Linked DNA regions of Homo sapiens: region 1 is linked to region 2. The links are chromatin loops, found by intact Hi-C in ENCODE. Cell type or tissue: Calu3. All regions are shown on one strand. Each heading gives the region's core, and the rest is flanking DNA. Links, peaks and the distances in the headings are about the cores only.

Region 1 (14,542 bases), core at 3,030-11,029, 270 kb after region 2:
GTCAGAACGTGGGGCCTTGTGGGTCCTGAGTGAAGGTAAAAAACCATGGTGCTGGACATTTCCTAAGGTGTTGTTTATGAAATTACTCAGGACCTCAGTGCCTCCACATTCTTCATGACCCTAGGCAGTTTCCCCATCTGTCTTCATTCTACTGCCTGGCATCCTATCCGTCAAACTGTTTTTAGATTTATGTCTCAATAAAATAAAAATCATGGTGGGAGCCATTTATACCCTAGTGAGAGTCATCTAAGATTCCCTTTTCTTCTCAGTCCTTTTTGCTGAAGTTGATTATGAGAGAGGATGGGGAGGGGAAAAGGGTCGGGGGAGCACTCTTGGAGTTTGCACTGTTTCCGGCTGACGCCCTGGCACAGTGTGATTATGTTAATCTAAATGGAGAACGCCATGCATGTTTCTCTCTATTCCCTTTGTCACCAATACCAATTCCCCAAGCAGAGCCCCGGGAGGGCTGGACTGAAGGAGCTGGAGGTATTAGAAAATGCTTGGCTTTGGATTTCAGGCCAAGTTCTGCCGGTGACTTGCTGTGTAAGATCAGACAAGTCAGTTCAGCTCTCTGCACTTCAGTGACCTCATCTGTAAAAGGCTGGTCTGAACTAGCTTATTAATTTTCTTTAGGTTTTGCTATTGTTTTTGTTTTAACATCATATTCAATTCTTCCCCCATCTTTATTAAAGTATATTTGGCAAATAAAAATTGTGTACATTTACAGCGTTCAGTGTGATGTTTTGATATATGCATACATTGTGAAATGATTAAATCAAGTTAATTAACATTTTAATCACCTCACATACTTTTATTATTATTTTTGTGGTAAGAACATTTAAGATCTCTTTGCTTAGAATAGTGTTTACTAGAGGTGAGGAAGAGTAAGGGGGAGGGGGTAACCAAGGGTTGGCTAACAGGTTAACAGATACATGAGTACATGGCTGAGTGCAGTGGCTCACGCCTGTAATCCTAGCACTTTGGGAGGCTCACTTGAGCCAGGAGTTTGAGACCAGGCTGGGCAACATAGGGAGATCCACTCTCTACAAAAAATTTAAAAATTAGCCAGGCATGGTGGTGCACGCCTGTGGTCCCAGCTACTTGGGCAGCTGCGGTGGAAGGATCACTTGGGTCCAAGAGGTTAAGGCTACAGTGAGTTGTGACTGCATCACTGCATTCCAGCCTTAGGGACAGAATGAGACCCTGTCTGGGGGACAAACAAAAACAAAAACAAAAACAAAGAGTACAGCTAGATAGGAAGAATAGTTCTAGTGTCTTTAGCACTATAGGGTGACTGTAATTAATGACAATTTATTATATAGTTTTGAATAGCTAGAAGAGTGGATTTTGAATGCTACCAGAACAAAGAAATGATAAATGTTTGAGGTGGTGGAGATGCTAATTACGATTTGATCATTACACATTGTATACATGTATAAAATATTATACCCCATAAATATATACAACTATGTGTTGATTAAAAATAATAAAAGCAGGCTGGGCACAGCGGCTCATTCCTGTAATCTCAGCACTTTGGGAGGCTGAGGCGGGTGGATCACAAGGTCAGGAGATGGAGACCATCCCAGCTAACATGGTGAAACCCCGTCTCTACTAAAAATACCAAAAATTAGCCAGGTGTGGTGGCATGGGCCTGTAGTCCCAGCTACTCAGGAGGCTGAGGCAGGAGAATCACTTGAACCCAGGAGGCAGAGGTTGCAGTGAGCTGAGATCGTGCCACTGCACTCTAGCCTGTGTGAAAAAGTGAGACTCCGTGTCAAAAAAAATAGTAAATAAAATAAAAATAGCCGGGCGTGGTGGCTCACACCTATAATGCCAGCACTTTGGGAGGCTGAGGCAGGTGGATCATGAGGTCAGGAATTCAGGACCAGCCTGGCCAAAATGGTGAAAACCCGTCTCTACTAAAAATACAAAAATTGGCCAGGCCTGCTGGCAGATGCCTGTAATCCCAGCTACTTGGGAGGCTGAGGCAGAGACTTGCTTGAACCCGGGAGGCGGAGGTTGCAGTGAGCCGAAATTGTACCACTGCACGCCAGCCTGGGTGACAGAGCGAGACTCCGTCTCAAAAAAAAAAAGAAAAAAATAATAATAAAAGCGAAAAATCTACTTTCTTAGCAATTTTCAAGCATACGTTATTATTAACTATAGTCATCATGCTGTACAACAGGTCTCCAGAACTAATAACATTATATTTAATTCTGATCAAAGTACTAGATACACAGAGTTAAGAACAAAATGGTATCTGGATCAAGAAATCCTCAGTAAAACAAGAAAAGAAGAAAAAAGAACAAAATGATAATAAAAGGCTTATATCAAAAACCATTTACTCTTCCCTTTCCTTTCTTGCCTTTGAGTTCTAATTCCCAGAGGCCATCTCTTTAAGCTGATTTTGCTACTTCCTCTGGTATTTATCTTTTTTTTTTTTTTTTTTTTTTTTTTTGAGATGGAGATTTGCTCTTGTTGCCCAGGCTGGAGTGCAATGGTGTGATTTCCACTCACCACAACCTCCACCTCCCAGGTTCAAGCGATTCTCCTGCCTCAGTCTCCTGAGTAGCTGGGATTACAGGCATGCACCACTACACCTGGCTAATTTTGTATTTTTAGTAGAGATGGGTTTTTTCCATGGTCAGGCTGGCCTTGAACTCCCGACCTCAGGTGATCCGCCCACCTTGGCCTCCCAAAATGCTGGGATTACAGGTGTGAGCCAAAATGCCCGGACTATCATTGTATTTCTAAAGAATGTTTATGTTGCTATTTCTTGATTTGTTTTCTTCAGTATCTGTCAATTCCTGGCATAGCACAGTATAGGGCTTACCTTCCTTATGAGGTCTTACTTTCCTTGCCTCCATTACACCAATTTGACTGGATCACAATTTTATGAAATCAAAAGCATTTACATTCTTATAGCTATGTAAATATTGTTCCCTAACCCAAGTTCCACACTGAAATTGTTTCATTTCTTTCCTTTATTCCCCCAGAGTTAATAATTGCTGTAGACTTTTTCCCTTCATTTGTTTATGTTTTTCTTTATTTTTATTTTTATTTTTTACCAATTACCTACCAATTTTTTCAGATGCTTCAACCAATCTATCAAATGCCTAGTGATAATTATCCAAAAACTAAGATACACTGGATACTCTATCAGCCCCATTATTTTCCTGGAGGCTTCTCTCTCTCCCTTGAACTCCATCCTTCTGCTCCAAACTGGACTCGGCTCTCAGCCCATGGCACAGCTGGCATCCTGGCATGTCTCTGCACCATCGTGTGAATTTCCTGCTGCCTCTTCTGTGTGCATCTCCTGTTCCCTGGCCCCAGATCTTCTTTTTCCTTGGTTTATCCTCTCACCGTGTTGCAGCACATCTTCCAGTGGCTTCCTGAGACAGAGTGAATGGAAGCCAAGTTTCCGACCCCACATATTTTAAAATGTCATTGTTCTACTCCAACTCCTGATTAATAGTTTGGCTGGAAATAATGCTCTAATTTAAACATAACTTCTCCTCACATTGGGAAATATTGCTCTATTATTTTCTAGTTCCCAGTGTTGTTGGGAAGAAGTCAGTGTCATGCTGAGTCTTGGCTCTTTATATATGACCTCTTTTCTCTCTATAAGATTTTAGGATTTTCTCTCTATCCTTGCTTTTCTGGAATTTCCCAATGATGTGCCTTGTTGTAGGTCTTTCTTCATTCACTATGCTAGTCACTCGGTAGACTCTTTGAACTGGAAAATTATATCCTTCTATTGTGGAAAGCCACCAGCAGGTTCATGTGAGCTGGGTAATCTCATTCTTTTCTTCCAAGGACAGAGGTATCAAGGCCCTGGGTACCTTATAAGTGGATGGGGAAAGGGCGCCTGAGGTGAATCCAACAAAGCTGCAGCACCCACTGAGCTCATGTCCCAGGGCTAGGCTCTGCCTGAGGACAGGAGACATGGGTAAGACCCACTTCCTGCCCAGTCCCATGGTGGGGCTCAGGACACACATGGTCCAGGAGGCCCCCAGTTCCGGGCTGCATTTACATGCACCTACCTGCATGCAGCATTCAGTGAGCCACAGGACAACTTAGGGGAAGGGGCAGCTCCAGAGAGCAGGACAGGAGGGAGGTAAATAATCACGGGGTGGGGAGTGGCCTTGTGGGGAAGGGGCAAAGGCAGGGGTGTGTGTGTGTGTGTATTGTGTATTGGGGGAAATGGGGAGACCATCTGTAGTTTTGTCTCCCCTTTTCTGGCTACTGCACCCGTTTTTTCATGAATAGTTTTTCTTTCCATCATGGACTGAATGTCTCTGTCTCTTCCAAATCCAGCCCTAACCCTCTCTGTGGCTGCATTTGGAGATGAGGCATCTCAGGAAGTCATTAAGGTTAAATGAGGTCCTAAGGGTGGGGCCCTGATTCAGTAGGATTAGTGTCCTTATAAGATGAGACACCAGAGAGTTCACTCACTCTCTCTCTCCTCACAAATACAAAGAAGAGGTCATGTAAGCATACAATATGGCAGCCACCTACAGGTCAAGAGGAGAGGCCACAGAATGAAACCTACCTTGCTGGCACTTTGGTCTTGGATTTCCCAGCCTCTAGAACTGTGAGAAATAAATGTTTGTGGCTTAAGCCACCCAGTCTGTGGTATTGTGGCATGGCACCCTGAACTGACTAATACATCTCCCCGCCCTACTTCAACCACATGACACTAGAGGGCTTGGCAGTTCTAGTGTCCCAGCTACCCAGCCAATCCAGACCAGACCAAGCAGTAACTTTCTTCTGGAATTTTCTGAATAGGAACTAATGGAGAGGAGCCCCATCCTTTCTTAGGGGCAAAGCCAGGAAGATGGAAGCCTCATGCTGCCAACAGCCTGATTCCAACCTTGTGAAGAAAGTTGCTCTGAGAGCACAAAACTGATCTGCGGACTGAGGTGGAGACAGAGACAAGGGAAGGAGCCTGCAAATCTTGACAGTGCTGGTGACTCTGAGTCCAGGTATTCCTGAGGCCCAGCTGTTCCCTGCCCTGCCCGTGGCTAACTTACTGAGCAATGAACTTCCCTTCTTGCCTAAGCCAACTCGAGTGAATTTTCTGTCACTCACACCCAAAGAGCCCTGACTGCAATGGCAGGGCATGGCAGGGCTGGGCTGGCCAGGGCAGAGGACAGTGTGGGTGGAATCAGCTGTAACAGGCACACGGGAAGTGCAGTTATCACATAAACTCCATGAGGTCTTCCTTCAGCCCTGACTGTGAGCAGGGCTGGGTCCATATGCTCAGTAGGTCAGAGTAAGGGATTTGGTCAGAGGTGCCATGCTCAAGGCCATCTTTCTATGGGCCAGACTCTTCAGCATCAAAGGCTTTGCCATCAGAGAGTTTTAGTCATATCTTGGGTTCACTTGATCAATTGCTGTTCTCCTACTTTCAGGATCTTTACACTAGGCTGCCCCACATGGGTGTTAGGAAGCCATAGACATCCTGGCCAGAAGCCCAGACCACAAAAAGCGTTCCTGCCCGCCTGCCCGGGGTTCCAGAGGGCAGGACCGATGGGTGGTGGGAGGAGCCCAGCCTGGGCAGTTGTGACATGTACACCACTCTTGATCTGTCTCCTGGAACTTTTCACCCCTCAAGTTTGGGCCCCAGTGGGGCACACATGGGAAAGACAATGAATGCCCATGTCTCCAACTAGTTTCCCCATCAGAAGTGGTTATTGCACCAAGCTCCCCACTCTATTAAAATTGCACAGACCAAGGGCCACTTTCCTAATGGATGGGTCTTCTTGGTCCATCTCTTGCTCCCAACAGAGCTCCCTCCCTGGGATGGGAATGTGCCATTCCAGGAGAGGCCTTTTGACCCAGCCTCCAGCCAAAGCCAGTCTCCCTGCCATGCAGGCCCTAGAGTTACACTGGAGGGTGACAGGCCTCACCTGGAAATTTCTTGCTGAAAATTGTCAGTTTCCCACACAAGTACGGCCTGGCAGTTTAATTCAAATTAAATTCAGAAGGAGACTGCTGCTTCAATCTCAACTGCTTGAAAATTAGGCCATATAGAGTTTTTGTTTGCTGGAAACTGTGGAGTCAGACATTGTGCAGATTGACCCAGTAGCTATAGCAAGTACACACATAGGGCGTCAACCAATGACAAGGGTGCACACACACACATGCACACAGCAGGAAATCGAGAAATAAACTATTTTAATGTCAGGTGTCATGGAAGTTTTGTGTCATTTCCCCAAAAACACACATTTTATTTTATGATTTAGTCTTGTTTTTATTTAGAATTACTTAAGGAAAAGGAGAGCTAAGTGCAGTGGCTCATACCTGTAATCCCAGCACTTTGGGAGGCTGAGGCAGGAGGATCACTTGAGCCCGGGAGTTTGAGACCAGCCTGGGCAACATGGTGAAACCCCATCTCTATAAAAAATACAAAAATTAGCCAGATGTTGTAGCGTCTGCCTGTGTCCCAGCTACCCAGGAGACTGAGGTGGGAGGATCGCCTGAGCCCAGGAGGCACAGATTGCAGTGAACTGAGATCACGTCACTGCACTGCAGCCTGGGCGACAGAATGAGATCCCATCACAAAAAGAAAGAAAGAGAGAAAGGAAGAGAGAAAAAGAAAAAGAGAAAAGAAAATAAAGGGGAGGGGAGGGGAAGGGAGGGGAAGTGAGGGGAGGGGAGGAGACAAGACGAGAGGAATAGGATCCTGATAGCTGGTATGGGGAAACTTAAGTGGATACATCTGAGAACTTTGAGCCTCCAGTTTCCACGGAATGCTCTGGGCTAAAAGAAGTAGCCCTCTTTCCTTGCTAAGAGAAGGGCAGCTGCCCCTTGCCTGGAGACTAGGCAAAGAGCCTCCAACAAGGCCTTACAGCAGGATGAGGTGTGTCATTATTGCTGCCCCACATTGACACCAGACTATGGCCTCATCATGGCCCAAAGTCACAAGCACAATCTGCTATGGGAGAATGATTTTTTTGCCAAAAATGTTGCAGGGGCTGCCTGGTGATAAAAATAAAAAATCCGTACTTAAAAGCAACACACCAATAGAGGCAAGCAAAACATGTTTTGCAAAAAACAACTATCAATGGTGATGGCACATGGATCTCCCCTTTCAGAACCCTGAGATTCTCAGTGCCGTTACCCTAATGGCTTTCTGCAGAGGAGGTAACTATCAGAATCACATGGAGAAGATCAGAGCCTGGAAGGAAACTTGAGATTTTTTTTATTACAACCTTCTTCATTTACACAGAGACAAAACTGAAATTCAGAGAGTTCTGGTTTCTCAAGGCACACCACTGGTCAATAAACACACAGAGCCAGAAGCTAGATCTAGCTCAGCGTTCTTTTAAAGCTTTAAAATTTCCTCTCTGCTAGTAAAGCTTACAGCCTGGCAAGAATATAATATATACACACAAATACAGTTATAATGGTGAAAACTTGGAAACAACTTAAATGTCCAACAATACAGGCATTAATTCTCTATAAAGTGAATATCAAATAGCCATAGAAAAGACATTAAAGACCCAGAAGTGTTGCTAATTGAGCAAAAATACATCCTTTCCGGTCAGATGCAGTGGCTCACACCTGTAATCCCAGCACTTGGGGGCTGAAGCGGGCAGATCACTTGAGTTCAGGAGTTTGAGACCAGCCTGGCCAACATACAAAACCACATAGTAAGGTACATAGATGTGCTTTGGTCAAGGAATAGGCCGAGGTGGATATCTAGGCCTGTGTGACTCACGAGTTTGGCGTGCAAGCACACAGCTCCACTTGTAATATAACCTGTTTGTGTAAGTTCATTCCTGGCTTTATGCCACTATTGTCTGTAAAAGGTATAACTGCCCTGTTGATGCCGTGCATAAGAGACATGGCTCTTCGGGGCTTGGCTCAGTTTGGCTTAACATGGCTTGACATGATGAGCACACTGGCACCCAGAGAAAGAGAGAGCCAAAGCTGTCCATCTTGCAGGCAGATGGGAGGGAGCCAGGACACAGCTGGGCTTGCTCATGCCCAGAGAGAGAAGGAGTTAAGCTGCTGACCCTGAAGGCAAGAGAGAGCTGGCTGCGCAGCTATGTGTAGGGGCAGCTGGCTCAAGCTGCTGAGACAGGCGAACAGTGGAAGAGTAAGCTGCTAATAAGAGAGCTAGTGTAAGAAAGCTGTTAATGAGAGCTGCCGCTGAATAAAACTATCTTTCACCTGCCTATGGCCCCCCGATTGTTCTTTCTGCTCACCCACCCACTCCCCTCAGACTTCACCATGGGCTGGACCTGGACCCTGGGATCTGACACACATCTCTGCTAAAAATACAAAAATTAGCCAGTGTGGTGGCCCATGTAATTCCAACTACTAGGGTGGCTGAGGCACGATGATCACTTGAACCCAGGAGGCACGGTTGCAGTGAGCCAGGATCATACCACTGCACTCCAGCCTGTGCAACAGAGCCTGACCCTGTCTCTAAATAAATAAATAAATAAATAAAGTGAAAGACCATTTGTCCAGTATAAACTCTTTCAAAATATATACTCAAGCACAGGAAAGTCTAGAAATGTCATCAATGGTAATTTCAGGAAAGAATTCTAAGGTGACTTTTTTTGGTTATCTGCATTTTTTGTTTTGTTTTGTTTTTTTGAGATAGGGTCTTACTCTGTCACCCAGGCTGGAACATAGTGATATGATCAGGGCTCACTGCAACCTTGACCTCCCAGGCTTAAGCAATTCTCCCACCTCTGTCTCCTGAGTAGCTGGGACTAGAGGCGCATGCCACCACACCTGGCTAATTTTTGTATTCTTGTATTTTTTGCAAAGATGGGGTTTTGCTGCATTGCCCAAGCTGGTCTCAAGCGATCTACCCATCTCGGCCTGCCAGAGTGCTGGGATTACAAGTGTGAGCCAAGTGTGCCAGGCCTACTTTTTTTTCTATAATGACCACGACCATGGGTTTCATGTACCAACTTTTTTTTTTAACAATAAGAGATACAAAGCATATTATGAAAAATGTTCAGGGAAAAAGAAGAATACAAAATTGTAAAAATCATATATAACTAGTTTTTTTTTTTTAAGGCAAGAAAGAAACAAAATAGATTGTCCAGGAAGATGGTTACTTCCACTTTGTATTTCTCTGGTGAACTCATTAGGAACTCTAAAAAGTTCCAGGAGTAGAATCACGGGGTCAAAGTACCCTGGCTATAACTTCCGATTCAGAGAATCCTAACAACTTACATTGTCACCAGCAAGGTCTTTGACTACATGAGCAACTCTCACCTTAAAGCATTTCTCATCTGACATTAGCTGCTTGGCTTTCTGTGGATACGTTGACTCCAGGAGGCTTCTTGAGTTCTGTGTGTTCGGCTGGCCTCCGGTGGCCCCATTATTATTTTCTGCCAGGTAAAGGTCAGTCACCTGTACACAGATCTCATCACTCATGATATGCTGCAGCTGGAATCAAACAACGGCAAGCTGTCAGTGAACACAGAAAACATTTCTCCATTACACAGTCAATGTTCCTTTGACTGATCCAGTCACTCAACTCAAAAGAGGTTTTGGTTTTATTTGGCTGGCAATTTTAGAAAATTCACCAGACAAACCACTGTATCATTTTCTTGGAGAATAATCAAGCTAAGTTTTTCAACCATATCAGTGGTTCATTGTAAAACTTTCATATCTATTTAAAATAAAAACCATAGAGAACTCAGGTTAATGTACTGTTTATTTAAAATTCTAAGGATCTTTAAATAATTTTCCATAGGTCATATTTTATTGCATTTTAAAATCATTTAGAATTTGCTTTCATACATATTCTCTCTCATTTGATCCTCACAACTTCCCTGGGAAGCAGGTTGGAGAGAGAGTTGGGACCTGTTAGGAGACAAATTTACACAATGCATAAGAAAGCTCACTGTGAGTTGGGGTGAGGAGGGGAGCCTTGGAGAATCATGAAAGCAATATCTATATCTTTATTCCCAGCCCAACTACAAAGCCTGAAACTCATTAGGTATTTAAGAAATAGCTGCTGAATTATTGCCTAGGGGTGCTCAGCTGAAGAAGGAGGGTTGGGACTAACAGTCAAGCTTCCTGACTCCTAGCCCAATACTTTTCCAAACACACCACCTATTTTTCTATATCTGATAGAAAGTACAGTGCTTAAGTTGTACATGATGTTATCTCACTTTTAATACAGGCCAATCATGATTGACTATATGTGGCTTTCATGACAATCTTAGGAAACTAATGACTAGAAAGTTGAACCTTTCAGAGTTCCCATTCTCATGTTATATGCTATTTCTATTTTGAAATAAAAATCCTTCCAAATGAAACTTTATCCATCAAAATGTCAGAGAAGTGAAAAATAGATGCAAGAAGAAAGCAAAACGTTAATTTCAATATCAGCCGGGTGTGGTAGCTCATGCCTGTAATCCCAGCACTTCGGGAGGCTGAGGTGGGCAGATCACAAGGTCAGGAGATCAAGACTACCTTGGCTAACACGGTGAAACCCCGACTCTACTAAAAATACAAAAAATTAGCTGGGCGTGGTGGCAGGCACCTGTAGTCCCAGCTACTCAGAAGGCTGAGGCAAAAGAATGGCATGAACCTGGAAGGCGGAGCTTGCAGTGAGCTGAGATCCCACCACTGCATTCCAGCCTGGGCAACAGAGTGAGACTCCATCTCAAAAAAAAAAATTGGGGGCCTGGTAGTTAAAAATCAACCCCTGACCTAACTGCTTGTGTTATCTATAGATTCCAGACATTGTATGGAAAAGCATTGTGAAAATCCCTGTCCTGTTCTGTTCCATTCCAATTACTGGTGCATGCAGCCCCCAGTCACATACCCCCTGCTTCCTCAATTGATCACGACCCTCTCACACAGACCCCCTTAGAGTTGTAAGCCCTTAAAAGGGACAGTCATTGCTTACTTGGGGAGCTTGGCTTTTGAGATGCAAGTCTGCAGAAGCTCCCAGCTGAATAAAGCTCCTTCCTTTTTTAACCTGGTGTCTGAGGAGTTTTGTCTGCAGCTCATCCTGCTACAATATGTCATGGACCAACCTCAAAAACATTAGCTAAGTAAAAAAGCCAGACACGAGACCACATATTGTATAATTCCATTGATTTGAAATGTCCAAAAAAGGCAAATTTATAGAGAAAGAAATGGGCTGATTTATCTCAAGAGGCAGGGATTCAAGCTTTCTAGACTATATGTGATACATAGATGAGAAAAAATAAGGAAAAGAAAATAAATTTAAATAGAAATAAATGAAAATAATACTTCTCCCTGATTATAAAGAAAATCATATTCTTTTTCTAATAATTTGGAAGACAAAATATGAAGAAAAGTCTTTAATTTTGCCACTCAAAACATTCTGCCTTGTTGCTTTTTATACTTTTTTATGCATATACACATTTTAAAAAGTAGAATCATTATATAGTCTTTTGTCACTATGTTTTAGGCATATTTCTATGGCAGTAAATCTATCCTTAGCATCATCATTTTTAATAGCTCGATGTATATTAACTTAATCATTGCCACCCCAGAAATAAATTTTCTTATATGTATATTTTTAGTGGATTAGAGCAAGCATTTTTGGATTTAATTCATAGAAGTAGAATTTCTGGAGGAAAATAACGTACAACAGTTTTAGGGTTTTTAATATAAATTTTCAAATTATCCTGCAGAAAAATTGGTTCAGTTTATACTCCCACCAACAGGGGCAGAGCTCCAGTTTCCCCCTCCCATTTGTCCTCTTCGCTGGTCTTTAAGCAGAAAATCTGATTGTTTTCATTACATTTATTTGGTTTCTAACGCTTTTGAATCTTTTTTTTTTTTTTTTTTTGAGATGGAGTCTTGCTCTGTCATCCAGGCTGGAGTGCAGTGGTGCAGTCTCAGCTCACTGCAATGTCTGCCTCTTGGGTTCAAGCTATTCTCTTGCCTCAGCCTCCAGAGTAGCTGGGATTACAGGTATCCACCACCACACCTGGCTAATGTTTGTATTTTTAGTAAAGACAGGGTTTCACCATGTTGGCCTGGCTGGTCTCACATTCCTGATCTTAGGTGATCCTCCTGCCTTGGCCTCCCTGAGTTTTGGGATTATAGGCATGAGCCACTGCACCCAGCCACCACAGCTAACTTCTTCTTTTTTTTTTTTGAGATGGAGTCTCACTGTGTTGCCCAGGCTGGAGTGCAGTGGCCCGATCTTGGCTCATTGCAAGCTCTGCCTCCCGGGTTCACGCCATTCTCCTGCCTCAGCCTCCCAAGTAGCTGGGACTACAGGCGCCTGCCACCATGCCCGGCTAATTTTTTTTTGTATTTTCAGTAGAGATGGGGTTTCACTGTGTTAGCCAGGATGGTCTCGATCTCCTGACCTCATGATCCGCCCGCCTCAGCCTTCCAAAGTGCTGGGATTACAGGTGTGAGCCACTGCGCCTGGCCGCAGCTAACTTCTAATGAGGCCACCTTAGACAAGTTACTTACTGTCTCTGAGTGCAGTGGTGCAGTAATGGCTCACTGTAACCTTGATCACCTAGACTCAAGAGATCCTCCCACCTCAGCCTCATGAGTAGCTGGGACTACAAGCCTGCACCACCACACCCAGTTAATTTTTCTAGTTTTTGTAGAGACAGAGTTTTGCTATGTTGCCTAGGCTGGTCTTGAATTCCTGGCCTAAAGCAATCCTCCTGCCTTGGCCTCCCAAAGTGCTGGGATTACAGGCATGAGCCACCATGCCCACATTTTCTTTTCCAAGCTATATAGAGGATGCTGTATGCATCCTTCTGGAACTTGTTTTTTTTCACTTAATATTATATTGCTAAGATTCATCCTTATTGTTGTTTATAGCTGGCATTCATTCTTTTTGTATGTTGTGACATCACCAGAAGATAGAGATCCTGAGATCTCTTAAGAACTGCTGCTGGGAGTATACACTGGTATAACCACTTTGGAAAACAATTTGGCTCCATCTCATAAGGCTGAATATTCATACTCCTCCCAGCTCAGCAATTCTACTCTACATCCAAAAGAAATTCTTGCCTATATAAAACAATATAAAACAGGGGATGTGGACAAGGAATGTTCCTAACAGCTCTGTTCAAAATAGCAAAAACCTATTTCCCATCAGCTGGAGAGTGAGCGACTAAATTGTGCTTTTTATTCCCTTTAATTTCCAGTAGTCTTAGGATGCAAGTGGCTTTCCCATGGCTAGCTTGGGGAGGGGGATACTCTTGGCAATGGAGTCTGGGGTGGCAGTCCTGATTAGCCCTAGGGCAATCAGTGCTGCCCAAAACAAGAGAAAATAGAACAAGGTGCCCCACTGAGCCAATGCCCTGGGTCCCTGGAGGTACAGGTTTGTACCTGGAGGAAATAGCCATCATACAAATCAGTCTTTTCAAATGCTTCTGTCACTGGGCTGAGTCCAAAGGACACCCTTTCCCAAAACATTACAAAGCTTATTGGGGCTACCATTTATTGAGCATTTATCATGTGCCTGATCATGTACTAGTGTAGTAATTGTGTGCATTATTTCATTTATTTATTTATTTACTTACTTATTCATTGATTTGAGATAGGGTCTCTCTCTGTTGCCTGAGCTGGAGTGCAGTGGCGTGATCATGGCTCACTGCAGCCTCAAACTCCTGGGCTCAAATGATCTCACCTCAGCCTCCCGAGTAGCTGGGAATACAGGCATAAACCATCAAGTCCAGCTAATTTTTTAAAAAACATTTTCGGGCCGGGCAGGTGGCTCATGCCTGTAATCCCAGCACTTTGGGAGGCCGAGGCAGGTGGATCACAAGGTGAGGATATCGAGACCATCCTGGCTAACATGGTGAAACCCCGTTTCTACTAAAAATGCAAAAAATTAGCTGGGTGTGGTGGCGGGCGCCTGTAGTCCCAGCTACTCCAGAGGCTGACGCAGGAGAATGGCATGAACCCAGGAGGCAGAGCTTGCAGTGAGCTGAGATCATGCCACTGCACTCCAGCCTGGGCAACAGAGCGAGACTCCATCTCAAAAAGCAAAACAAAAGAAAACAAAAAACATTTTCATAGAAATGAGGTCTGGCTTTGTTGCCCAGGCTAGTCTCAAACTCCTGGCTTCAAGTGATCCTCCCCCTTGAGCCGTATTATTTCATTTAATCTTCACCATCACCTTATAAGAGTGCTTGGGGGTAGGTGCTCCACACAGTAGCAACGTAGCAACCTCCACTCATAGTGACAACGAGACTCAGTGTAGTCAAGCAACTTCTCAAAGTTCACACAGCTGGAGGGTGGCTGAGCCAGGATGAAGACCTAGGACTCTAAAGCTGGTGTGCCAGTAAATGAGAAAAGTCTCTAAGCGTTCAGGATAGCTTCCTCCCAAGAAATCTTTCTCCAAAAGTTCTAAAAACAATGACAGATCCATCTTTTATAAAGCAGACAAAACTAGCAGTCCGTTCCTTTTAGAGTGGGGTGTAAAGGTTAGCTAAGCTCCAGGGCATCCCATTTTAATCCTATATATTTATAAGGCAACTGCCAGCAGAGCACCCCAAACCTAAAGAACCCTGCACAGCTGTCTCTGTGGGGCATGGCGTGTCCA
Region 2 (15,984 bases), core at 5,383-13,382:
CCCTTTTTTCCTCCAAGATATCATCAAAACCAACAAAGTAAACATGAAATAAACAAAGCAAACTCCTTTGTTAGTGAAACTGGAGGCAAATAAAACCTACAGTCTCAAAAAACAAACAAAAGGATAACAGCTGCCAAAAGCCAACAGATGCAGACACTGGGAAGCTGAGGAGGAGCAAAGTGATATGGGGAAATAAACAGGGCCACAGCTCAGCGGGAGGAGAGTGGAGCTGTTCAGCAGGTCTCAAGACGCCGGCAAAATCACGGCTACTGTAGACAAAGGTCACCCCAAGGTTATAAACCCGTAAGTCCACGTGCAACAAGAGCTGCAGGGTCATGGAGGCCTGGGTGGAAACTGGCCGAAGACACGGCAGATGAGCAGAGCAGACAAGGAGAGGAGATGGAATGGAGGCAGATCTCAGAAAACGCTGGCAGCTACACTCCTGAAGAAACCTCCGGAAAATTGCTAAGCCGAGAACATTGTGTTTTAGCATACAAAGACTAAAGGAATATTGTTCCCACAAGCCCTGCTTGAGGAAATCACCAGGGAACAAATGTAGTCAACCAAAAGATGATTGAGAAAACAACAGCAAAAGAGCTGACGGTAAGCACTGAACATATTTCACTTACATTAACATATATATTAATGCATATTAACATATAACTGTAGAAGCAAGACTAAAATCAAGTGGGGTTTAGAATGGCAAATCAGAATGTCAATGTTCTATGCCCTGACGATACAGAAACAACACAGCCAGCACGAAAGTGGAAAGGGGAAGAAACTTCCTTGACTGTGTCACCTGTAAGAGCCAGGCACCAAAGACATTACTCAAAGCTGAAAAACCAAGTAACAGAAATAGAGGATATTTACCTAAATAAAGATAATCACTTAGAAATCAAACTTTAGGCCAATATGAGATAGAAAATGAATGAAGGCCAGGCACAGTGGCTCAAACCTGTAATCTCAGCACTTTGGGAGGCCGAGGCAGGCAGATCATCTGAGGTCAGGAGTTTGAGACCACTCTGGCTAACATAGTAAAACCCCATTTCTACTAAAAATACAAAAAATTAGCCAGGCGTGGTGGTGCGCATCTGTAATCTTAGCTACTCTGAGGCTGAGGCAAGAGAATCGCTTGAACCCGGGGGCGGAGGTTGCAGTGAGCCAAGATCGTGCCAGTGGACTCCAGCTTGGGCAACAAGAGTGAAACTCTGGCTCAAAAAAAGATGAATGAAGAAAATGCAGAGAAGAAGTGAAAACACTGTATCATTTTTCATCATTAAAAATTAGTAGAAACTGAGTGAACAGATGAAATAATTAATGGTATTATATAAAACTGAAATTATAACATATAAATATTTTTAAATATCAGAACCACACACAAAATCAAAGGAATAAGATCACAAAATGAAAGACTTTTAAATATACATAATTAAAATATATGTAAATTAAGTGTAGAATTTAAAGTTACTTTACTAAATTAGGAATTTTCTGTTTTTCAAATTTTAAATTTTTAAATTTATTTTATATTTTAAAATTAGAGATGGGGTCTTGCCATGTTGGCCAGGGTAGTCTCAAACTCCTGGCCTCAAGCAATGCTCCCACCTCAGCCTCCTAAAGAGCTAGGATTATAGGTGTGAGCTACTGCACCCAGCCTAAATTCAGAATTTTGAATGAATGTTATCGATGTGGGAAACATTAGAGTTTGGCGAATATCAGGAATAAGTCTGACTGAAGGATTTTTTTTTTTTTTGAGACAGGTTCTTGCCATCTTGCCCAGACTGGCATGCAGTGGCTATTTATAGGCAAGATCATAGCCTCAACCTATTGGGCTCAAGTGATCCTCCCACCTCAGCCTCCCAAATAGCTGGGACTACAGGCTGACTGAAGAATCTTTTTTTTTTCTTTTGAGACGGAGTCTCGCTCTGTCACCCAGGCTGGAGCGCACTGGCATGATCTTGGCTGACTGGAACCTCTACCTCTCAGGTTCAAGCAATTCTCCTGCCTTAGCCTCCCGAGTAGCTGGGATTACAGGCATGTGCCACCACGCCCAGCTAATTTTTGTATTTTTTAGTAGAGATGGGGTTTCACTATGTTGGCCAGGCTGGTCTTGAACTCCTGGCCTCAAATGATCTACCCACCTCGGCCTCCAGAAGTGCTGGAATTATAGGCATGAGTCACTGCACCCGGCCTAACTGAAGAATCTTAATAAAAATGCTCTTCCAACTTCTCTGACAACCGGATATTAACAGACAAAACTGCCTTGGTGCCAAGAAACAGCAATTAGTAATATATTAGAGCCTCTTTTTTATCTTTTGATATTCTAGGATTAGAAAATGTTAATAAAGACATAAGATCTATAAATCTACAAAGAAGGTGCAGACTGTGCATACAAGACTGTTGCTGTTCACAAGACTCACGGAACTAGAACTTCTTGATTAAAGCTACCTTCACTCCTAACGCACTCTCAGCCAGATCAATCCCTCAGTTCTATTGAAACTACTTCTTCATTATCTCAATATCCATTTCCTTCATCTCCACTGCCAACTGCCTAATCGGATCTGCCAACAATTCTGTCTTGCCTGGACTACTGTAAAGCCTCCTAATTGGTATCCATGACTCTAGTCTTTGCCTCTGCTAAACTCTTTTCCTCACTGCAGCCCAAATGACCTTTCCAAAACACAAACCTGACTGAAACACTCCCCTCTTAAAAAACCTTTCAATGGCTTATCATCACTGACAGGATAAAGCCTAAAAGACCTAGCTTCAAAGAGCAAAAAGTTTAATCACACAGTAGCCCCTTCTTATTCACGGTTTCGCTTTCCGTGGTTTCAGTTAACTGTGGCCAATCTTGGTCTGAAAATATTAAATGAAAAATTCCAGAAATAAACAATTGATAAATTTTATAGGTCATTTCAAAGAGGCTGCAAAACCAAGAGCTCTTAACGCTGTGAGCAAAGATGGAAGTTCTCTCTAGGATGCCATGGCACTCGATGGTGGTATGTTTTCCTGGGGAGATATAAGACATAGGTGTTATATGACATAGTAATCTATGATTGTTGCCATGGGAGAGTTTTAAAGATTAACCAAAGTAAAAAGAAAAAACAAATTGTAAACTTTGCACTGTTCTGAGCAGCATGATAAAATCTCATGCCACCCCACCTGGGATGTGAAACAGCCCTTCGTGCAGCATAGCCACCAGGTATACACTAGGTTGCCCGTTACCCATTAAGTAGCTGTCTTGGTTACCAGATCAACTGTCCTGGTATCTCAGGGCTTGCGTGCAAGTAACCATTATTTTACTTAATAAATGGCCCCAAAGCACAAGAGTAGTGATACTGGCATATTACTATAGTTGTTCTATTTTATGATTATTGTTGTTAATCTCTTACGGTGCCTAATTTATAAACTAAACTTCATAATAGGTGTGTATGTATAGGACAAAACACAATATATATAGGGTTTGGTACTATCTGCAGTGTCAGGCATCCGCTGGGGATCTGGGAAAGTATCTTCTGTGGATAAGGGGGACTGCTGTACTCTCTTGGCCAGGGTTACAGGCATCGCACAGCCTCTACAGACGGCAATTTGGCATTATCTATTAAAACTAAAAATATTTATACTCTTTAACCCAAAAATTCCATTCCTAGGAATTAATCGTACAGGTATACTTTCATGTGCAGATGGACTTATATACAAGGATATATACTGCAGCACTGTTTAAATTGCAATAGACTAGAAATCACCTAAATTCCAACAATACAGGATTGATCCAATGAATTATGGTATATCCATATTCCAAATAAATAAAACAAACATCCAAATAAAAAAGCAAGGTAAAGGATAGAAAGTATAATATGCAACCTTTGTGTGGAAAATACACAGACACACACACACGTATTTTCAAATGTAAAGAAAATAGCTCTGGAAGGATGCCCAAAGAACCTGCTTTGGTAACTGCCTTCAGGGAGAGGACCTGAGCAGTGGGGATAGGGAAGTGGGGAGACTTAATATTCTCTATGTATCTTTTGTACTTTTTGAATTTTATACCTTGTGCATGTGACATACAGTTAACAAAAATACAATTAAAAATGAAAATATATAAGGAAATCAACCCTTGTGTGATCAGTGAGGCCCGTCCCTCAGCAAGAATCCCAGATCTGTTTCTCCAGGTTCATCTCTTGGGTCCCTCCGCCCAACACTAACTTAACTGTACTGACAACTGTGCTATTTAGTAACTCTTTTATGTACTTTTTTCTGTACCAGACATTCTCACCTACTCCTTGACCACCTGAAGGACTCCTTCTCATCCTTGAAGACCTCACTCAAGTTTCTTTTCTTCTTTAAAGACTTCCTGAGTTCCCTCCTCTACCCCAAAAAAGTTAGTGGCCCCCATAGCAAATTTACTAATTCCATCATTATACCCCCATTCTGTGTGGTATTTATTTCATGCATATGTCATCTGCTAATCTGTGAATTCTTCCCCTTTGAAGAGGGCCCAGTACAGGCCTGGGAGTTGGAAATCAATAAATACATGGTGGATGACTGAATATTCTCTGTACACTTCTACAAGGGCTGACCCCTCTAACTAAACATTATGACAGAGGGTGTGTGTGTGTGTGTGTGTGTGTGTGTGTGTGTGTATATCTGGAACTGTGTAAAGATATGAGAAGGAATGTCATATGTTTCTTAAAAATAAAAATGGTGTGAGCAGAATGAACCTAGTTGGCTCTATGTAAGCTTTTTTACTACAAGGGATATTAGGAGGTTTAATTTGCCATGCTGTCTTTTTCCCTCTTCCCTCATAAATTCTCAGATATTAAGGACTCAGTGTATGGCCAGATATGGTTGCTCATGTCTAGAATCCCAGTGCTTTGGGAAGCCATTGTAGGAGAATTGCTTGAGGCCCAAAGTTCAAAACCAGCCTGGCAACACAGCAAGACCCTGTCTCTACAAAAAAAAAACAAAATATTTAGCCAGGTGTGGTGGCATATGCCTGTAGTCCTAGCTACTCTGGAGGCTGAGGTGGGAGAATTGCTTGAGCCCAGGAGTTCGAGGCTGCAGTAAGCTATGATTATGACACTTGCACTCCAGCCTGGGCAATAGAGTAAGACCCTGTCTCTTAAAATAAAAACATAAAAATAAAAATAAAAAGTTTTATTCACCTTTGCATTCTTCACAGTACCAAACACATAAGGGGTTCACAGGAATGAACAACTGAATGAAAAATAGTATGGTTTATAACCCTCTAAGGGGGCATGGCCCTGGAATGCTGGTTTGGAAGAGCAAGGGACAAAACCAGGACCTTAACAGGGATGGGGCAGGGCAGTCATTTTTGCATAAGTTTTGGTAGTTTATAATTTTTAAATAACTGCTCTATTTCATCTAAGTTGTTAAATTTATGTGCAGTTTTTCATAGTAGTCTTTTTTTTTTTTCACCCTGTCAATCCTTACAGGGTCTGTAGTGATATCCCCTCTTTCATTCTTAATACTTGTATTTTGTGTCTTCTTTTTTTTTTTTTTCTAAGTCTTGCCAGAAGTTTATTGATATTATTGATCTTTTCAAATAACTAGCTTTGGGTTTATTTTCTCCATAATTTTCCTGTTTTTGGTTTCATTATTTTCTGTTCTTTTCTATCTGTTTGCTTTGGATTTATTTTTCTCTTCTTTTTCTAGTTTTCTAAGGTGGGAACTTAGGTTATTGATATTTCAGATCCTTTTTCTTTTCTAATATAAACATTTTAATGCTATACATTTTCTTCAAGGCACTGATTTAGCAGCATCCAACATTTTGGTATGTTGTATTTTCACTTTCATTCAATTTAAAATGTTTTCTAATTGGCCTTAGGACTTCTTCCTTGGCCCATAAAAGTATGTTCTTTAATTTAAAAGTGTTTAGAAATTTTTCTATTATCTTTCTGTCATTGATTTCTAGTTTAATTTCATTTTGGTCAGAGTACATACTTTGTATTATTTCAATTACTTCACATTTGTTAAGATTTATATTATGGTCCAGGATATAATCTATTTTGGTGAATATTTTATATGCACTTGAAAAGAATGAGTATTCTGTTGTTACACAGAGTATTCTATATATGTCTATTAGATAGTTGGTTGCTGGTGCTGTTCAGTTCTTTTATATCCTTACTGATTTTCTGTCTACTAGTTCTATTGATTACTGAGAGAGAGGAGTGTTAAAGTCTCCAACTATAATTATTGTTTTCTGTATATTTCTACTTTCAGTTCTGTCAGGTTTTGCTTCATGTATTTTGAAGGTATGTTGTTAGGTGCATACACATTTTTTATTGTTATGTCTTCTTGAATTGACCCTTTTATCACTAGATAGTTCACTATTTTTCTCTTAGTAATTTTTTTTTTTTGAGACAGAGTTTTACTCTTGTTGCCCAGGCTGGAGTGCAATGGCGTGATCTCGACTCAACGCAACCTCCACCTCCCGGGTTCAAGTGATTCTCCTGCTTCAGCCTCCCAAGTAGCTGGGATTACAGGCATGCACCACCATGCCTGGCTAATTTTTGTATTTTTAGTAGAGATGGGTTTTCTCCATGTTGGTCAGGCTGGTCTCGAACTCCCGACCTCAGGTGATCTGCCTGCCTTGTCCTCCCAAAGTGCTGGGATTACAGGTGTGAGCCACTGCACCCAGCCAGTAATTTTCTTTCCTCAGAAATCTACTCTGTCTGATATTAATATTGCCATTCCAGCTTTCATCTGATTAGTGTTTGCATGGTATATATTTTTCTATTATTTTACTTGTAACTGACCTATATCACTATATTTGAAATGGATTTCTTATTGACAGCATCAAGTTGGGAAAGTTTTTCTGGTCCTGTCTCACAATCTGTCATTTAATTGATATGCTCAGACCATTTATAGTTAATATAATTATTTATAGGTTTAGATTTTACTCAATAATTTTACTATTTGTTTTCTATTTGTTTCCTGTTTTTCCTTCCTGTGTTTCCCTATTCTTGCCTCCTTTTAGATTAGAACATCTTTTAGTATTCCACTTTAACTTACGTAGTGTGATTTTTACTATATCTCTTTGTATAGTATTTCTGTTGTTGCTCTAGGGCTTACAATATACATACTTAACTCTCCACAGTCTACTTAGAGTCAATATTTTACCACTTCAAGTGCCATACAGTAATCTCACCATCATATAGGTCTCTTTACCCTATGCCCCTTTATGTTGTATTTGTCTTATATATTATATTTGCATACATTAAAAAAACTCCAGCAATGTAATTTTTTTTTTTTACTTTTTACCTTCAAACATATTTTAAAGAAATCAAGATGAAATAATCTATTATATTTACCAGGATATTTACCATTTCCATTGCCCTTCTTTCATTCTTGATGTTTCAAGTTTCCTTCTGGTATTATTTCCTTTCTCTATGAAAAATTTACTTTAGCAATTCTTTTTCTTTTTATTTTTTTTTTTTTGAGATCAAGTCTGGCTTTGTCACCCAGGCTGGAGTACAGTGGTGCAATCTCAGTTCACCACAACCTCTGCCTCCTAGGTTCAAGTGATTCTCTTGCCTCAGCCTCCCCAGTAGCTGGGATTACAGGTGCCCCCCACCACCCCTGGCTAATTTTTTTTGTATTTTTAGTAGAGACAAGGTTTCACCATGTTGGTCAGGCTGGTCTCGAACTCATGACCTCAGGTGATCCACCTGCCTCAGCCTCCCACAGTGCTGGGATTACAGGCGTGAGCCACAGCTCCCAGCCTAGCAATTCTTCTAGAACAGGTCTGCTGACAATGTAGTGTCTTGTTTTTTCCATTATCTGAGAATGTCTTTATTTCACTTTCAATACTTAAAGATATTTTTGCTAAATGTAGAATTATAGGTTGAAAGTTCTTTTTTTTAGCATTAAAAAAAAATGTTGTTCCACTTCCTTTTGGCCTCCATTGTTTCTGATGAGAAATCTATAGTCATTCAAATCATTGCTTCCCTATAAATAATGTATTATGTTTCTCTGGCTACTTCCAAGAGTTTTTCATTGTCTTTACTTTCCAACAGTTTGGCTATGAGGTTTCTGGATGTGGAATTCTATGGGCTTTTCCTGTTTAGGGTTTGCTGAACTTCTTGACTTTTGCCAAATTTTGAAAGTTTTCAGCCATTATTCCTTCAGATATTTTTTTCTGCATCACTGTCTTTCTCTTTCTCCTTCTGATTATCCAGTGACACAAATGTTAGACTTTTTGATACAGCACTCCAAGTCTCTGAGGCTCTGTTCATTGATTTTTCTGATTCCTCTCTCTCTCTCTCTCTCTCTCTCTCTCTCTCTCTCTCTCCCCGTTTCTCCCTCCCTTCCTCTCTCTCTGTGCGTGTATGGGCGTATGTGTTCAGATTGAATAATTTCTATTGCTTTAACTTCAAGTTCACTGTCTTCTCCCTGTCACCTATCACTCTGTTGTTGGGCTCAACCAGTAAGTCTTTTTATTCAGTTATTGTAAATTTCAATTCTAAAATTGATATTTGGGGCTGAGGTGAGTGGATCACCTGAGGTCAGGAGTTCAAGACCAGGCTGGCCAACACAGTGAAACCCCTGTACTAAAAATACAAAATTAGCCAAGTGTAGCGGCACACGTCTGTAATCCCAGCTACTCCCTCAGGAGGCTGAGGCAGGAGAATCTCTTGAACCCAGGAGGTGAAGGTTGCAGTGAACCGAGATCATGCCACTGCAGCGTGCCAGGCAATCCAGCCTGGGCAACAAGTGCAAAACTCTGTCTCAAAAAAATAAAAAATAAAAAATGAATAAAATTGATATTTGGTTCTTCATATCTTTTACCTCTTTTTGTTTGTTTGTTTGTTTGTTTTGAGACAGGGTCTCCCTTTGTCCAGGCTGGAGTTCAGTGGCGTGATCTCAGCTCACTGCACCCTCAACATCCTGGGTTCAAGTGTTCTTCCCACCTCAGCCCTGCAAATAGCTCAGACTACAGACACACACCACTATGCCCAGCTAACTTTTTTGTATTTTTTGTAAAGACAGGGTTTTGCCATGTTCCCCAGCCTAGTCTTTTACCTCTTTGCTGAGACTTTCTATCTTTCCATTTGTTTCCAGAGTATTCACCCTTACTTGCCACATTTTTATAGTAAAGTCAGATGATTTTAAAGTCAGATGATTCTAACATCTGTGTCACTGTGGCATTGGCACTCTTTGATTGTCTTTCCATGCAAGTGGAGATTTTCATGATTTTTCATATGCCATGTAACTTTTATTGTATTTGGACATTTTAAATATTACAAGACTCTGATTCTTGTTTAAATCTTATGGAGAGTATTAACATCTTTGTCTTGGAAGGCAATCTACCTAGTTGTGTTCAGGCTACAAATTCCATTCAGGCCTCTGAGGTTATAGTTTCAATCTCGGTTCCATTTTCCAAGCATTTCCAATGCTGTTTGGGGTTTTTTTATTGTTGTTGTTTTATTTTTGAGACGAAGCTTTACTCTGTCACCCAGGCTGGAGTGCAATGGCATGATCTCAGCTCACTGCAACCTCTGCCTCCCAGGTTCCCGGGTTCAAGCAATTCTCCCACCTCAGCCTCCCGAGTAGGTGGGACTACAGGCATGTGCCACTATGCCTGGCTAATTTTTTCTATTTTTAGTAGAGAAAGTGTTTCACTATTTTGGCCACGCTGGTCTCGAACTCCTGACCTCAAGTGATCTGCCTGCTTCGGCTTCCCAAAGTGCTGGGATTACAGGCATGAGCCACCACACCCGGCCTGCAGTGCTATTTGGATCTGCCCTGTGTGTGTGCCACCCAGTGGCCAGTGTGGGACTTACATGATGGTTCATTAGTGTTTTTATTCTCGAAGTTTTTTATTCTCCCAAGTATTTCATTCTCAAAGTTTTTTATATGCTCTTCAGAATCAGATCCATGCAGGAACAATCTGGGGATGAGCCCAGAAATTTATAAAGAGTTTATAAACCCAGAGGTCATTAATGATTCTCAGAGGTCATTTTCCCAAGCTTTTCCCTTTCCACGGTTTCCCCCATAGGGCCCCCTTTTTCAGTCTTCTGGCCAAATAGCTGGAGCTTCCTTTACCCCTCTCTGCCACATTGTTTCACACATGAGCCTGTGATCTGGACCAAGGAAGAGACCCAGGAGAAAAAAAAAGGAACAGGGACTTGTCCCACTCTTAGGATCACAGCTCCTCTGAATAGAGGGGAAGATTCTCTTCTCTCAAAGTTTTAGGCACCTGTGGCCTCTGTTGCTACCACTGTCACTGCCAAGAAATCTCTTTTCCATTCCTGAAGGCTGATCTAGAGGGCTTCTGGAACTCTCTCTGCCCAAGTTAATGTTTACATCTGGGTTTCAAACAGCATTAAGACCAGGCCAGGAAATGCCAGAAGGGAAAAAAAAAAAAAGTAAACACCGTAGGTTCAGTGGTACTTTGAGTTCTGGTCTTCATCCCCAATCTGTCTGCGACTATTTGCTTTTCAAAGTTGTCAAGTAGGTGTATTATACATTTTGCCTAAATTTTAGGCTGCATTCAGTGGGAGATACAGAATCAAGTGTATTTACTCCATCTTATCCAGAAATAAAACTGCCATAACCAGAATAAATAATATTAGTTATTGTATTTTTCAGCTCTGGAATTCTAGTTGGTTCATTTTCAAGTCTTTTCCACCTTTTTTTTTTTGAGACGGAGTCTCGCTCTGTTGCCCAGGCTGGAGCGCGGTGGCGTGATCCTAGCTCACTGCAACCTCCACCTCTCGGGTTCAAGCGATTCTCCTGCCTCAGCCTACTGAGTAGCTGGGATTACAGATGTGCATCACCACACCCAGCTAAGTTTTGTATTTTTAGTAGAGATGGGGTTTCACCATGTTGGCCAGGCTAGTCTCGAACTCCTGACCTCAGGTGATCCATCTGCCTCAGCCTCCCAAAGTGCTGGGATTACAGGCGTGAACCACTGCGCTCGGCCTTTTCCACTTTTTATAGTTTCTAGGTATTTGGTGAAATTTGCAATCTTGTCTTCTTATCTCCTTCGATATATGAAGGAGGTAAACTAATTTTAATTTTATAATTCATGTCTAATAATTCCAAAAGTTGGAAACCTGTGGGCCAATTTCTTTCTTTTCTTTTGTTTTTTGAGACAGAATCTCACTCTGTCACCGAGGCTGGAGTGCAGTAGCACAATCTCAGTTCACTGCAACCTCTGCTTCCCAGGTTTAAGTGATTCTCGTGCCTCAGCCTCCCAAGTAGTTGAAATTACAGGCATGCACCACCACACCTGGCTAATTTTTGTTTTTTGTTTTTTTGGGTTTTTTTGAGATGGAGCCTCACTCTGTCACCCAGGCTGGAGTGCAGTGGTGCAATCTCAGCTCACCACAACCTCCGCCTCCCAGGTTCAAGCAATTATCTGCCTCAGCCTCCCGAATAGCTGGGATTACAGGCATCCGCCACCACGCCCAGGTAATTTTTGTATTGTTAGTAGAGACAGGGTTTCACCATCTTGGCCACGCTGGTCTTGAACTCCTGAGCTTGTTATCCACCCACCTTAGCTTCCCAAAGTGCTGGGATTACAGGCATGAGCCACCATGCCTGGCCTAATTCTTATATTTTTAGTAGAGACAGGGTTTCACCACATTGGCCAGGCTGGTCTTGAACTCCTGGCTTCAAGTGATCTGCCCACCTCAGCCTCCTAAAGTACTGCGATTACAAGCGTGAGCCACTGTGCCCGGCAACCTGTGGGCCAATTTCTATCTTCTGTGGACTTATCTTCATTTCATGCTGAATATTATATTTGAAATACTTTTTAAAAATAATTTCAGGCTTAAGATGATGCTGTCATCCTCCAGATATGATTTTTGTTTGCTTCTGCCAGGTGCCTGAGGGCACTAGGTATCTTGAACCACCTAATTCTAATTTCAGGGATTGAGATATTTCTTAGTTATCCATGTAACTTGGAGCTCGTCAGTAACTCAATACCGTGAGACTAATTTACTTGATTCCCCTTTCTCCTAGGGTACAAACCTTCAGAGTCCCAACCCAAAACCCAGGGGGCTTACAAGGGCTCCCACTCTTGAGACCATGGGCTCTAATTTTTGTCTCCTTAGTCTCATGAGACTATCTAAACTATTGCTCACTGCAACCTCCACCTCCCAGGTTCTAGCAATTCTCCTGCCTCAGCCACCCAAGTGGTCAGAATTACAGGCACGTGCCACCACACCCGGCTAATTTTTTGTATTTTTAGTAAAGATGGGGTTTCACCATGTTGGCCAAGCTGGTCTCAAACTCCTAACCTCAAGTGAGCCACCTGCTTCGGCCTTCCAAAGTGCTGGGATTACAGGCATGAGCCACTGTACCCAGCCTAACCATGAGGTTTTTGTTGGAGCAGTGGAACCAACACAGACAACTTCTCAGGTACCACACTGCCTGAGCCCCTCCTCCTACCTTTGGGAGGCAAGGAAGAGGGGGCTGGTACTTCCTCCTCTGGCCCTACCAGGAGGATGCCACCATCTGGTATTGGGTTCCTCACCATTTAGGCAGAGAAGCCAGATTTGCACACTCACTTGGCCACCAGCCTGGTCCCTTCCTAAATGAGCTATGAGGGCCTATGAGAGCCATCTCTTCCAAAAGTCCCTGCTGTCCAGCCTGTGGGCTGTCAGGCATGTGCAGCAGCCCCACAAAGCCTTCCCCGGGCCACTGTGAACTTACCATTCCAGTGGCCAAAACTACAGGAGACCAGGCATGAGGGGGACAAGAGTCAGGAACAGGTTCCAGAAAGTCTGGTTTTAGGTCCTTGAGGTTTGTTCCACTCCAAAGCCCTCTGAACTACTGTTCCTACAGTCTAACCTTAGCACCCATGAAATAAAACCATTTCCCATGGTCACCCTTAAAACTAGTCTTTCCCTCCTTCCCACCATGAAAGTTCTCTCCATGGGAAAGCCCCTCCTGTTCTCCACAAAGCATCCTTTCCCCTTTGCCCTCTGCCAGGTGCTGTATCAGCTTGTCCCTCATGTGCTTCCCTTCACTGCTCCGAGAAACCACCTGTCCTCTGTCCCTACCCCTGGGAAACACTGCTTTCCTCCTGTTCCCCCATGAAGCCATTCCCGATCTATAACTGCTTCCTCTATCCTAAGAAACAGTCTCATCTTAGTTCTCACCAAAACCAGAGGATGTCTCCACTTAAGGTTATCAGATTTAGCAAAAAGAAATACTGGGCTGGGCACGGCGGCTCACGCCTGTAATCCCAACATTTTGGGAGGCTGAGGTGGACAGATCACTTGAGGTCAAGAGTTCAAGATCAGCCTGGTCAACACAGCAAAACCCTGTCTCTACTAAAAATACAAAAATTAGCTGAGCATGGTGCCTCACACCTGTAATTCCAACTACTTTGGAGGCTGAGACACAAGAACTGCTTGAACCCGGGAGCCGGAGGCTGCAGTGAGCTGAGATCGCACCACTGTACTGCACTCCAGCCTGGGCAACTCCATCTCAAAAAACAAACAAACAAATAAACAAACCAAAGAAAGAAAGAAATACCGACACCCAGTTAAATTGGGACTTCAAATAAATAACCAGTATTTGTCTCAGTGTAAATATGTTCTATCTATTTTATCCACCCCAGCCCCACTCTTGAAATACTTTTCCTTCTGCCACTCATAAGAAACACTGTCTTCTTTCTGTCCCACTATAAAACACTCTGTCTCCCAAAACCACTGTGAAATAATGCCCCCCAAGCCCCTGAAACATAAAGAAATAACCAAAAGGGACGAATTGTTTCCTTCCTGCCCTCTCAATCCCACCCCTCAAGCTCCTTAACGCTGCCACCCATCTGCCTCTTTGGGGAGTGGACACTCCACTACCCCTGTCTCCACACAAAACATAATCTTTTCTCTGTCAGCTACCTGTTCCCTAGAAGATGATGGCACTCCTGTTACCAAGTAAAAACACTTTGCCTCTGTTTCCCACCATAGTCATATCTGATCCCAACTGCCACTTACTTAGTTCTTAGAGGGCACCAGATTCTTACAACAGCCCTACGAAGTAGGTATTGTTATGATTATTCTTCCAGTTTTACAACTTGCTCTAGATCACGCCATGTTAAGGCAGTCAGATTTGCATATAGGTATGCCTGACTCCAGAACCTTAGATAAACCCAGATTTAACCAGCATTTCCTGGACATTCAGCTTTGTTAAAAATCGAATGAGTAGCCAAGTTGCCACCTGCTGTACACTACAGCGCACACCTGCTCCTCCGTCTCCCCCATGAAACACTGTTGCCTCAGCAAAGCCCACAGAAAGCTCTCCACTGGCCCCCTTTCCCACCCCAGAGAACATTATCTTCTTCCATCTCCCTCCGGGGCACAGTCCCCTTGGCTGTGAACTCCTACACTCCCAGAAGAGGGTCACAGTCAGGCTGTGCTGCCCACATGCCTGGCATCTGGAAACTGGCTGGGGCAAAGGGCATGCCTGTGGTCCCTGTAGCTGGCACTCCAGTCCCTCCCCACCCCTTTCTATAAATAGCCCACTGCTCACTGGCTGCCCAGCAGTTGCAGCAAGAGTTTCCATGAGGTCAGCTTCCCAGAGCGGCCTCCAGGCACCCAACACCCACACTTACCTCTCCTGGAGTCCTGTGGCCTGCTTGCCCCTGCAACGTGCTGTCCCGGGTGCCATGTCTCCGCCGGGCAGGGGGCGTCGGCACCTGCACAGAGGCCTGAGGTGGGGCCTTTCCTAAGCTCTGGGCCCCGCATTCTGGAGCTTGACTCAGAGAAGAAATGGGCTTGCTGTCAGTGGTGGCCTCTCCTTTGGGCTTTGGAGGGGCAAATCTCTTTCTGTTGAAAGGCCTAGTCGGCTGGGGGGTCAAGGAGTGTGTGGGCTGGCCAGGAGCGCCAGGCACCCCCTCGCTTCTAGCCCTGAGGGGTGCCTTCCCCTTGGGACTCTCCCCAGGCGCCCGGACACTCAGGGTCTGGGGTCCCTCTTCCCCAAGAGGCCTGACTGCCTGGGTGTTCTCCAGGTACATGTCCTTCAAGGAGAAATACACTTCCTGGCCTGGGCCTGGGCCAGGGGCCTTCTGGGCCTTGTCTGGAGTGCCCACAGCAGAGGCTGGCTTCCTGGTACTATCTGTGCCAGAGGACCCAGGCCCCCGTGCAGCCCTGCCTCTGGGCTGGGTCTGAACCTGCTCCACGCCCACGGGCCCCTGAGTCCCACAGGAGTCAGGCTCGTCTGAGCTGGGGATGCAGTTTTCTGAAGAACGGCGGCTTTGGGCTGCCTTCTCTAACTCTGGCTTCCGCAGGCCTTGCTTGGATTCCTCATCTTTCTTTTTCTTCTTGGCCCCACTCTCCTCTTTGAGGGCTCTCTGAGGCCCCAGCTCCATGGCGTCACAGATGTATGTCAGCAAGCCATGCTCTCCGTCCTCTCCATTCTCGGGGGCAGCCTCCCCGTTGGTGGTCACTTCTCCAGAAGCAAAACTGTTGATCAGGCCCAAACCTGAGTGCTGAGCAGTCTCAGTCTCTCCCTCCTGCCAAGCCGCCAGGGTCCCACCCTCAGGCTCCCTGGTAGGGACCGAGGGGCCCGGCGCTTGAGCCCCGCTCAATCGCCGCTTTCGCTGGAAGCGGTCGGGGCTGAGCTTGCGCAGAGTGTCGACCTCCCCAGGCACCGCCTTCTCGTGCTTCCAGCTCTGCTCGATCTCGCGCAGCTTTGCCGCAGCCTTGCGCTTCAACTTGGCGAACCAGCGCTGGTGGATCTTGTACTCAGTCATGGTGCCCACCTCCAGGACCCCTGAGCAGGACACAATGCCCTTGCTGTTCTGGGCAGAGGCCTGGTAGATGGCGGCATCTTCTTCTCGACACCTAGAGGTAGGAGCGGGAGGTGCCACCTCTCCCCTCCTGGGAGGTGAGAGCCCCCACACCCCCCAGCCAGAGCCGTTCAGAGCCGGGCACACTTCCCCCTCCCTACAGCAAGCCCTGCCGTGTGCTACGCCCCATCTCACACGTCACAACATACAACACCCTCCAT

Evidence for each region. A loop is a pair of places that touch in the nucleus more often than their neighbours do. Peaks named below come from ENCODE experiments on the same cell type or tissue, not always from the same donor. Only the 100,000 strongest peaks of a DNase experiment are listed, where the experiment ranks them.
Region 1: a loop joins it to region 2, with 6 times the contacts of the local background. A loop is called at or near these places in 3 of 110 quality-filtered maps.

What each region holds. Positions count from the first base shown.
Region 1 is chr15:84,572,826-84,587,367 of GRCh38, reverse strand. LINC00933 (long intergenic non-protein coding RNA 933) reads right to left here. Exons shown (of 4, transcript NR_038274.1): 3 at 14,117-14,346; 4 at 7,187-9,420. Among named protein-coding and RNA genes, the nearest start is that of LINC00933, 9.4 kb to the right of the region's middle. In Calu3, for the core only: no CTCF peak of the experiment used is centred there; a DNase peak (open chromatin) is centred at 7,727.
Region 2 is chr15:84,839,536-84,855,519 of GRCh38, reverse strand. It overlaps ALPK3 (alpha kinase 3), which reads right to left. Exons shown (of 14, transcript NM_020778.5): 5 at 14,588-15,818. It also overlaps the pseudogene LOC124900361. Among named protein-coding and RNA genes, the nearest start is that of ALPK3, 30 kb to the right of the region's middle. RefSeq lists an enhancer at 14,264-14,757. In Calu3, for the core only: a CTCF peak has its summit at 9,770 (motif pointing left); a DNase peak (open chromatin) is centred at 9,759.